2 separate regions of the Mus musculus genome follow, and region 1 is linked to region 2. A link is a contact called in ENCODE Hi-C data. All regions are on one chromosome and are shown on one strand. Each heading gives the region's core, a stretch centred on a gene start or an enhancer-like site at or near the end of the contact. The rest is flanking DNA. Distances are from core to core; before and after follow the strand shown. Region 1 has its middle 37 kb from the start of Litaf. Region 2 holds the start of Prm2 (protamine 2).

Region 1 (5,477 bases), core at 194-2,693, 170 kb before region 2:
CATTGTGATGTGTAACTGATCTCAAGCTGGTATTCATTACCCCTGCAGAGTCTTCTAAACAAAGGCCCTGTGTGGAGGACTGCAAGATATAGATTACTTGGAGTAAATTGCCAGGTGCCCACGTGCTTTTGTGAATTTAGACTCCTGCCACTGTGTCTTGGGGGATAGACAAGTATGCTAGTCTAGCTGGCCTCTCAGGTCCCCAGATCTACCTAGGCAGACTCTGCTAGCTGGCTAACAGTCACCGTACATCCAAGGCTTCCTCCCACCACACCCCCAAACAGGATGGAGGCTGTGTGGGGACTCTGTACAAACTCTCAAGAAGGGACTTTGAACATGGCTGGCCTTGGTGCCCATTGCCCCAGTACATGGAGGGGTGGATGTTTCCTGGTGAGCCTGTTGGTAGAGAAGCTGGGAGGGCAATGCAGGAAGCTGCGGCGAGGGTGTGCGGTGAGGGTGTACGGGAAGTGAGTGGCCATCAGTAGTCCCTGCTGCGGCGAGGGTGTGCGGTGAGGGTGTACGGAAGTGAGTGGCCATCAGTAGTCCCTGCTGCGGCGAGGGTGTGCGGTGAGGGTGTACGGGAAGTGAGTGGCCATCAGTAGTCCCTGCTCCTGGGCCACCACTGCTTTTGACTTGCAAAATGGTCTGGGTGTGGAAGCTTCTTTCTCAGGATCTCTGCCTTTTCCTCACTCCCTCATGCCAGTTCTTTACTACTAGGGATTGAATCCATGGCCTCTCAGGCTCTAGGTACGGGACCAGACCAAACACCTGCCCTGCTAGGGAGTCCAGCTGCACTTGTTTGCAAGAGGTCCTCCTTGCTGAGCTTGTTGTCTGTGTACCCCCGCTCCCCCGTGGAGGGATGGAGAGGGTCATGGGACCTTCACCTGACTCCAGGCACTCCCTGTTTGCATGTAGCCTCCAGAGGTCTGAAGAGCTGAGTAGACTCAGCTGAGCTGAGAGAGGCAGCTCCAGTGTGGCTGTGGGGAAAACCACCACTGCTTGGTACTGACTTTCCTTTGCAACCTCATGGGGGAGGAGCATCACACCCCTGCAACAGACCCCTCACCTGCATTCTCTAAGGAGTTCCAGTAAACTCATTCATGCCCTGAGTGAACTTGGGCAGAACTTGGCCTGGACTTGTTATTTCGACCTTGGGATGAGAGAGGTAGAATTTGCTTATGTCCTTGCTGGAAGGAATTTTAGTAACACTGTGACATCTTGAGCCCTTGATTTGGCCATTTATTGGTTTTTCTGTTCTGTTTTGGTTTGGAACCAGGTCAGGGTACACAGTTCAGGGAGATGGGGAGCTCCAGGGGTGCCTTCACCCTCCCTGCCCTCCCCCAACCCAGCACTGGGATGAGAGGCACCCACTCAGAAAGACTCCAGAATGCACAAAAGGGCAGCATGACTGCTGGGGGCGGGGGAACTTGAGGCTGCTTCCCTAAGCTGTAATTTGCATTTTGTGTAAGTGTCTGAAACTAAAGCAGTAGGAAGAATGTGTATCCCATGCCAACTGGGAGGTGGTGGTTGGGCATCGGCTCTCCCTCCATAGGCCTCAATCTAAGACAGCCAAGAGTGCATATCTGGCTGAGGGGTCTTTTTGTGTGTCTTCCTGAGTGTATGCATGTAGGGGTTTGGGTGTGGCTGGAGTGGAGGGTTTGTTATATAAGCTTTTCTAAAATGGACAGTGTAGCTCTGTGCTGTGGGAGCTTGGTGTGTGTGTGTGTGTGTGTGTGTGTGTGTGTGTGTGTGTGTGAGTGTGTGTGGCAGAGCTGTATCTCCGATAACAGTGACATGGCCAGCTCACCAGCTGCCAGCCTAGGACCAGCTGTTTGTGGCCACTGAAGCATAATGGCAGGGTGCGTCCCGTGTCACACTGTGTGGATGATTGGGTGTAGCATTCTCTCTTCTGCTGCCGTTCTAGGTTGGTGCGCTCTTATTTTGTGTGTTGCTTGCCCTGTGCCCGGCAGCAGTGAATCAGTGCAGGCCTCCACCTAAGACAGTTGTGAGTGTGTTTGTGTGTATCTCTCTGTTTCTGTGTAGAGGAAGGGATGGATCTGCAGGCCAAGCCCCCTTGAGAGAAGCTGCTAAGATACAGTACCTTGCTAACATGGGCACTGAAGGATGCTTAAGCACGCTCCTACCTGGCTTTCCCTACTTCCAGCCATTCAGTCTTGCCTGGAGTCCCAGCCAGGACAAGGCATCGTGGGGAAGACTCGCTAGGCCAGGTGAATGCTCTCTCAGCAGCAGGAAGCTTTTGTACATGGAACCTGCGGGGACCCCAAATCCCTCTAGCAGCATGACCAGTGTGGGCTGGCTAGCACAGAAATGCTTTCATTGTATTGTTTTAGTAATTAGAAGGGGAAATGCCTATATATGGTAACAAGCCTTCCTCCTTTAACAGCCGAGGAGCTGAGCTGTCTCTCCGCCCAGTACGATGACATACTGACCTGGGCTTGGGCGTTACAGTACATGGATGACCTCCTGAAGATTTAGGTCAGTTTTGGTCAGTTACACTCCCTTTTGATGTCCTTTTCCGTTTTCTATTTACTTATTGTTTGTTTATTTATATTTTTTCCTTTCCTTTCTTTTTGAGAGTTCTATAGCCCGTGTTGGCCATGAACTTTTATGTGGCTATGTAGCCAATAATGACCTTGAATTTCTGATCTTCCTGCCCCACCTCCCTAGTGCCGGGATACAAGCAAGCACTAGTTGCCCAGTTTATGTGTGCTAGAGATGGAACCAGGGCCCCAAACATGCTAGCCAAGTACTCTGTCACTGAACGGATGTCCAGCCCTTCATGGTTGACTTCTGTCGGGCCTGGGATAGTGTTCACAAGGTATGGATCATCCAGGTCACAGCCTTGGACATGAAAGGCTTTTGTGCCAGACAGCCTCAGTTCTGTATCCTGGTCCCACATGGTAGAAGGAGAGCTCAACTCCTACAAGTTGTCCTCTGAGCTTCACACACGCACCATGGCAGAAACTCACAATTACAAAAACTAAATGCAATAAAAAGGCGTCCAAAAATAATGCCATCACATCCCCCTAGTTCTTGACGATGGCAGTCTTTTTGTTGTTGTTGTTGTTTTGTTTCTTGAGACAGGGTTTCTCTGTGTAGCCCTGGCTGTCCTGGAACTCACTTTGCAGAACAGGCTGGCCTCGAACTCAGAAATCCACCTGCTTCTGCCTCCCAAGTGCTGGGATCAAAGGCATGTGTGCCACCACGCCCGGCAATGATGGCAGTCTTGCTTATAAATGCACACTGAGATCCCTTTACTCCTGCTGAGAACCCGGGATGAAAGGCAGCCTTCGGTGGCACTTACAAATAAAGCAAGGGGGCTTGAGGAGGCTGTGCATGCTGGGTAGCAATGTTGGAACTGTTCACAGCAGAGGGACCTCAGGTCTAAAATTCACCCAGGACTTAGAATACATCACGACCCTGGCCACATCCTTCTGTGGGGGCTGTGAGCTGTAGGATGTTCAGCAGCCTCCTTGGTCTCCACCCAATAGTCTCACACCAGCTGTGCTTAAAACACACACACACACACACACACACATGCACACACACATGTATATGTTTTTCCAACATGACTCTCAGTGCCTATTAGGCACAAAAATCACTCTAGAGCTCCAGCAAAGCGCAGGGCCCACAGCCAGTCCTCCCACACTCAGGATTTGTATCCCTGGCTGGCCTGAGCTTACGGTTAAACACATGTTATGTCCTAAAAAAGGAAAAAAGTGCCCACACCCATGGTGTGGGTGAGCCTCAAAAGCACGGAGCAAAGAGAAAGCAGATGTGAGAGGCCATGTGCCTAAGACAACCTGAAGTGCACAGAACATATCTGGGATGGAGCTCAGTTGGTGGGGAGCTTATCCCGCATATGCAGTCTCAGCACCACACCTGTCATAAGTTCAAGGCTACCCTTAGCTATATAGAAAATAGAGTTGTCGTGGGCCACTTGGAACCCTGTCGAAAGGAAAGGAAAGGAAAGGAAAGGAAAGGAAAGGAAAGGAAAGGAAAGGAAAGGAAAGGAAAGGAAAGGAAAGGAAAGGAAAGGAGGGAGGAGAGAGGAAGGAAAGGGAGAGAAAGGAAGGGAGGGAGGGGGAGAGGAAGGGAGGGAGGGAGGAACTGTCAACAGCCCCTACTAGAGCTTACCTCTTACTAGAGGTAAGAATTCTTTTTTTTTTTTTTTTTTTTTTTGTGGGAGTGGAGTTCATCTTTACAGAGACTGAGTTTATTCACACTCCACATAACTCACCTGAGGTGTGTGATACATTTTGGTTTTGTTTTTTGAGACAGGGTCTTATGTGGCTCAGGCTGCCCCCAAATTCCTGATCCATCTACTTCTGCCTTCTAAGTACTGGAATGACAGGCGTGAGCCACAAGCCCCTCAACACAATGCATGATTTTGAGTATGTTTGCAGGGTTGTTAATAGTTTATCTCCCCAGAAAGGAACTCTGAACCTTTGAGTAGTGTGTGACCCCACCCACCCACAGCCAATCTGTTTCTTGTCTCTGTAGATTTACTTATTCAGGATATTTCATGTAAACAGTCAAATGCTACCCGGGCTTCCCTGTGTGTCCTGACTTTTTTTTAAACACTTTTGAGGTTAATGTGTGTTGTAACTTGAACATTGCTTTCTTCCTTTTCACTGCTGTGTAGTATTCCACAGTCTGAGTGAGCCTTATCTATCACTCGTGTGTTAGTGGCAGTCTCTTTATCTTTGACAGGCTTGTGCTTTTTAGGACCTGCTGCTCTCTGTATGTGCTGCCCAGAAGGAAACGAATATGCACATTCCATTTGCTGGTAAATGATGGCTTCACAGTATTTTGTTTGTTTTGAGAGGGTCTCGCGTAGCCCCAGCTGTCCTCAGATTCACTACATCTCAGGATAACATAAGCCTCCACCTCCCCGCTGCTGTCATTACAGACATGCTCACTAGCCTTTATCTAGTGCTGGGCACAGAACCCAGAACTTCACGCACGCTAGGCAAGCAGCATCGACTACACCTGATCCGACATAGCTTAGTGCCCTTCTTATATTCTTTTGAAATTCTGGGTGATGGTGGGTGGGCGGGCGCATTTGCAGATGGAAATTATCATTAACAAGCTGATCAAGTGGGGCTTGGTGAGGCACACCTATCATTCCTGAACATCAGAGGTGGAGGCAGAAAGATCAGGATTTTCAGGCTAGCCTGACCTGTAGTGAGACCCCCCATCTCAAAACCAAAAGAGAGCCCTCCAAAATAAATGAGCTTGCCAAACTACCCAGTGTGGCTGTGCCGACACATGTGCTGTACACACGCCCATCCAGGGACCTGGTGGGAGCCCCGACCGGAGTGTTCTGGTCCAGAGCCCACTCCTGGGGAAGGACAGTGGGGCTTTGGATAGAAACCATGTGCTGCTTTCTGAGCTTGAGTACACAGTGCCAGTGGCTTCTTGAGGTCAGAGTGCATAGCCTGGGACAGTGAAAG
Region 2 (5,073 bases), core at 257-2,756:
AGCATGTTGGAAATGCCATCCCCATGACACTAGAACAAGTAAAGTTGAAGTTGCCTTGGAGATGACCTATTAGAGATGTCAGAGTTCTGAGGTACCTGCTGAGGAACCAGCCCAAGAGAACGGAGTTTGTTGCTGCTGAATGCCAGCTCTGCCAACAGTAATCAACAAGGATGAAAGGTGTTGGGGATCAGTTTGGAGTTTGTCTAGCTGGTTTTGGTTTGGTTCAGTATTTTTTTACTATGATAATGTACATTCTGTGATGTGGGAGATATGTGATCTACTTTTTGGTTTTGTCTTTGGACATTTAACATTGTTGAGACTATTACAGACTATAGAGCTTTTGACCCAAAGATTCATGTGTTTGAACAAGTATATGGGGTCCAGGGAGGGGCACTATTAGGAGGTGTGGCCTTGTTGGAGGAAGTGTGTCACTGTGGGGATGGGTTTAGAGACTCCTAGCTGCCTGAGGATGCCACGCTTCCCATCTCAGCTCCAGCACCAAGTCAGCCTGGATGATGCCACGTTTCCCATCATAATGGACTAAACCTCTGAAAGTGTAAGCCAGCCCCAATTAAATGTTTGCCCTTATAAGAGTTGCCTTGGTCACGTGTATCTTCAATGGAGTGTCCAAGACAGTGGGGGGTGTCCAAGATCCTGTGGCCTGGCATGTGCCTAAGAACTGGACAAGTTGTGTTTCCCACTATAGCCCAGTGGCCACAGTAACAAATCAAACTATTATTTTCCAGCAAGAGTAGCCATCTACTGTGTACTCTGCACTCTACCATAGACTGAAATTACTAGGTTGTGCGGTTGTGCACTTTTTGCAACTAGTTTAGATCTTATTTAAGCTAGCACTACTAACTGCTCATTGTCCTGTGACAGGCTCAGATTCAAGAATTATGAGGGACTATGTCCCTCTGCCCCACTCCCACACCCTTCTGATTCTGGACTATTCATCAGCAAGGTAGAGTTGAGAATCAACAAATGTCTCAGATATGCCTCAGGAAAGTAGAGGTAGGCAGACCTGGTTAGCCTAAGATCCAAGATAGGAAGTTAAGAAGTTAAGAAGCGCTTATCTGTGCCTCAGTTTCCCCCATGGGAAGATATGTTACACTGTCCTTAATGCACATGGAGTGGGTGGGAAGCTTTTGCTAGGAGTTGGTAGAGTGCTTCCTCGAATGCCCAACCAAGGCCATGCATGGGCTGCATCTCCAACACTGCATGTCCAGGGCATGGAAGCACACATATGTGATTCCAACCCCTGGGAGGTAAAGGGACCAGGGTTAGAAGTTCAAGGTCATTCTTCATTGTGTGAGGCCATCTCACATTCAATAAGTCAGCATGCTTCAAAGCAAGATGAGTAACTTGGCCCCTAAGCCAGTCCTGCAAACCCTGTGCCGCCCTCACAGAGGGGACTGGGCAGGGTGGGAACAATCAATCAGGGGTGGGCCGACAGGTCACAGTGGGGTTTACCTTTATATATGAGCCCTCTGAGAGCCCCAAACACCAGACCATCATCACCACCAAGAGCAGGTGGGCAGGCTTTCGTCCCTCCTCCTCCAATCCAGGTCAGCTGCAGCCTCAATCCAGAACCTCCTGATCTCCTGGCACCATGGTTCGCTACCGAATGAGGAGCCCCAGTGAGGGTCCGCACCAGGGGCCTGGACAAGACCATGAACGCGAGGAGCAGGGGCAGGGGCAAGGGCTGAGCCCAGAGCGCGTAGAGGACTATGGGAGGACACACAGGGGCCACCACCACCACAGACACAGGCGCTGCTCTCGTAAGAGGCTACATAGGATCCACAAGAGGCGTCGGTCATGCAGAAGGCGGAGGAGACACTCCTGCCGCCACAGGAGGCGGCATCGCAGAGGTAAGCACCCCACAGCCGACCCCCTGGCCACCTGTGCTGCTGCTGCCCATCTAAACCCTGCTGCCTTCCAGGCAGCCTAGCAAACCTCGACTTTCCTTTCTACAGGCTGCAGAAGATCCCGAAGGAGGAGGAGATGCAGGTGCAGGAAATGTAGGAGGCACCATCACTAAGCCTCCCCAGGCCTGTCCATTCTGCCTGGAGCCAAGGAAGTCACTTGCCCAAGGAATAGTCACCTGCCCAAGCAACATCATGTGAGGCCACACCACCATTCCATGTCGATGTCTGAGCCCTGAGCTGCCAAGGAGCCACGAGATCTGAGTACTGAGCAAAGCCACCTGCCAAATAAAGCTTGACACGAGATTCACTGACTGCTGTCTCCTTTTCAACAACACCGTGGGCCTTAGGGAAGGGGCCTGAGGGAAGGGGCCTGAGGGAAGGGACTAGGGAAAACAAGGTCCACTCCTACAGCTACTGTCAGGAAGTGACCTGAACCATGGATAGAATTGGCCAAATCCAAGCATCCTTACGGTGAAGTGTGAACTAAAATGAAGAGCTGGAATGGGGTGGGGAGGGGGTGGGGTGGCATGGTGGAGCTGGACTGAGACCATCTTCCCAGCACATGAGTTAACATGTTCAGCTCCTCTAGTTTGTGCCCTCTCCAGCGTCTACTCTACCCCAATCATTCCAGCTCAGCCAGGGTTCCTGGAAAATGTAAGCATAGCTCCAAATTCTGGGGTGGGGGAGGGTGGTGCCTTGGAGCCTTTGTGAGGTCAGTGCCACACCCACCAGTCTCACACTCTCTCGCTACCCAGGCTGCCTCCCTCCTAGTCCAGAGAGACAGGAGTGGGCGATGGGTTCCCGCTGTGCCAAGCTCAGCACTGGCCATGGCCCAGCCCAGAACACTGGTCACAGCCGTGGCCACGAGTCCTCCATGAAGAAGCTCGTGGCCTGTGTGAGTCAAGACAACTTTTCCCTGTCATCAGAGGGCGAGGAAGAGGAGGAGGACGAGGAAGAGGAGGAGGAGGAAGAAGAAGAAGAGGAAGAGGAGCAAATCCCGGTGAAGGGCAAGCTGCTGCTGCTGGAGCCCGAAAAGCAAGAGAGCGCCGAGGATGGGGAGGCCCAGCCAAGCCCCGAGCCCAAGCAGACACACTCCTGAGCCACAAGGCCTGCCTGGCAATGGGTGCCCATTGCCACGCCAGAGGACATTCAGAAAAGAATAAAGAGTCTCCATGGAACTCTCTTGGTCTCCCTCTTTCCCTTTATGTGCATACGTGTGTGTGTGTGTGTGTGTGTGTGTGTGTGTGTGTGTGTGTGTGTGAGAGAGAGAGAGAGAGAGAGAGAATGCCTCACTGGGGGTGCTGTCCAAGGCTGGATATGTTTTGATTCAGGCTCTATGTAGCATCCTCTATGGAGGATGTGGCTATATGCAGGGAAGCCCAGAGGAAAGTTCCATCTCCTATTAACTCCTATTCAAAAGAAACAGCAGTATGTGGGAGGAAGGAGGCCCTCTCAGCCCTTGGCTTTCACCCACCTTGCCACTGAGGGCTCTTGGGATCTGGGAAGTGAAACCCAGTGAAACCTTAGGAGAGGCAAGGAACACAAAGGTCTCCAAGTGGGTTTGGGGAAGGTTGATAGGGCTCAAATTCATGCCAGAGACCCAAATATGTCTTTCACGTGTGGCCAGTTCTCCCATGGGAGCTGCAGAGGCCTCAGGGCTGGCTGTGTAGCACAAGCACAGAGCCTGTGCCTTAGGTGTACTGCCCCAACAAGGATCTGCATGTGGGGACAGCCCTGGGTGTAGGTGCCACCAGCCACTACTCCTGAAACTTTGGACTTATGGCTACAGCAGCCCAGCCTGCACATCAAACCCAGGGCCTTGTACATGCCAGGCAGACTCTTGTGACAGTGCCTCTATCCTCTGTGAGAATACTTGCTAGTGGATGTGAAGGCCTGCCCAATTATAGCTCTGCATGGTACCATAATTCTTCAAAGGCTCTATCTTGGGGAGGGGAAGCTACCATTCAGCCTGCTAATATGGGAACATCCCAGACAAAGCTGGCTGCAAAAGATGAACAGAGAAGGCAGAACTCATTAAATCAGGTAGTTTCACAACGGCATGTTTATTTAAAAGTGAACTTAGAACTGGAATCCCAGAACTCTGGAGAAGATTCGTTGAGCTGAGACCATCTCAGCAGGTAAAGGAACATGTTGTCAAGCTGAGTTCAAGGAGAGAAACCACTCCTAAGAGTTGTCTTCTGAACACACTCACACATACACACACTGAATGTAAAGGCCCATGCCAGTGAATCCTGGCTGCATGGGTGGTGAGAGGGAATTCTTCAGAAGTACTGAAGTTTGGCCAGGGCCATGTGGGCAGCATTGCCTCCTACAAGAGTGTCAGAGTGATTACAGGTGGTTCTAGTAAAATACCACGACCTTGTCTTTTCCAGGCTGGGTACTAAAGCAAAGACCACCAGGACTCAAAGCATCCCAGGCTGAGAATGGGGGGGGGGGGTGGTCATGTAAGACTGAGGGAGCCCATGGGATACCCAAGATCAGGCTTCAGTTCTGTGAACCTGACCCTTAACTTCCCAGCTGCTGGGGCCCTAATCACCCTGAAAGCCTTTGTTCTAAGATGCTACCCAATCAGGGCACAGTGTCTCGCTACCCACACACTGGCTATACTTCCTATAATAGGCCAGGCACTAGGTGGCCGGGTGGAAAATGGAACTCTGCAGCTGTCTTGAGGCCTTCAAGCACAGGCTACAGGCTGATCTTTAGCTAACCTCATGATATAAATCCTCTGTTACTTCTCCTGGCGTTGATGTCACCGTGAGAAGGGTACAATTACTTAGTTGGGAGGACTGGAGTAGAAAGAAGGGACACACAGAGGTGAAACAAGAAAGCTGCAGATCTGAGATGTGGGCTCAGCACAATCTGACCTGACCCACAGGACCCTAAAAGCTGCCCCGCCCTGGGTGAAGATGAGAGGCAGGGCTTTGTCATACCTGTCACCCTCTGTGGCCTATGCCATCATAATCGGCCCAGCTATATAACTAGGGGCTGTGGGGACTCCCCAAAGCCGGGCCTGCTGGGAGGAGGAGGAGGAGGAAGTCTCTGCCCCGAGTGTGGCCTCCCATGGACACCAAGATGCAGAGCCTTCCCACCACTCATCCCCACCCCCACAGCTCCTCGCGGCCTC

The links. Hi-C counts contacts between places; a loop is a spot of excess contacts on that map.
Region 1: a loop to region 2 is called in a map of T-helper 2 cell, with 2.7 times the contacts of the local background. The contact joins the enhancer-like site here to the promoter of Prm2 in region 2. A Hi-C loop is called at or near these places in 1 of 37 maps with a recorded cell type or tissue (T-helper 2 cell).

Annotation. Positions count from the first base shown.
Region 1 is chr16:10,953,506-10,958,982 of GRCm38, reverse strand. No RefSeq gene overlaps it. Among named protein-coding and RNA genes, the nearest start is that of Litaf, 37 kb to the left of the region's middle. Within about 2 kb of position 1,443, at least 1 of the 3 ENCODE cell types and tissues checked has a DNase peak (open chromatin) inside an H3K27ac peak, as active enhancers do.
Region 2 is chr16:10,788,538-10,793,610 of GRCm38, reverse strand. It overlaps Prm2 (protamine 2), which reads left to right and starts at 1,506. Exons shown (of 2, transcript NM_008933.2): 1 at 1,506-1,871; 2 at 1,977-2,234. The coding sequence starts at 1,613. The coding sequence ends at 2,041. Prm3 (protamine 3) reads left to right here and starts at 2,697. Exons shown (of 1, transcript NM_013638.2): 1 at 2,697-3,103. The coding sequence starts at 2,722. The coding sequence ends at 3,027. It overlaps Tnp2 (transition protein 2), which reads left to right and starts at 4,956. Exons shown (of 2, transcript NM_013694.4): 1 at 4,956-5,073. The coding sequence starts at 5,010.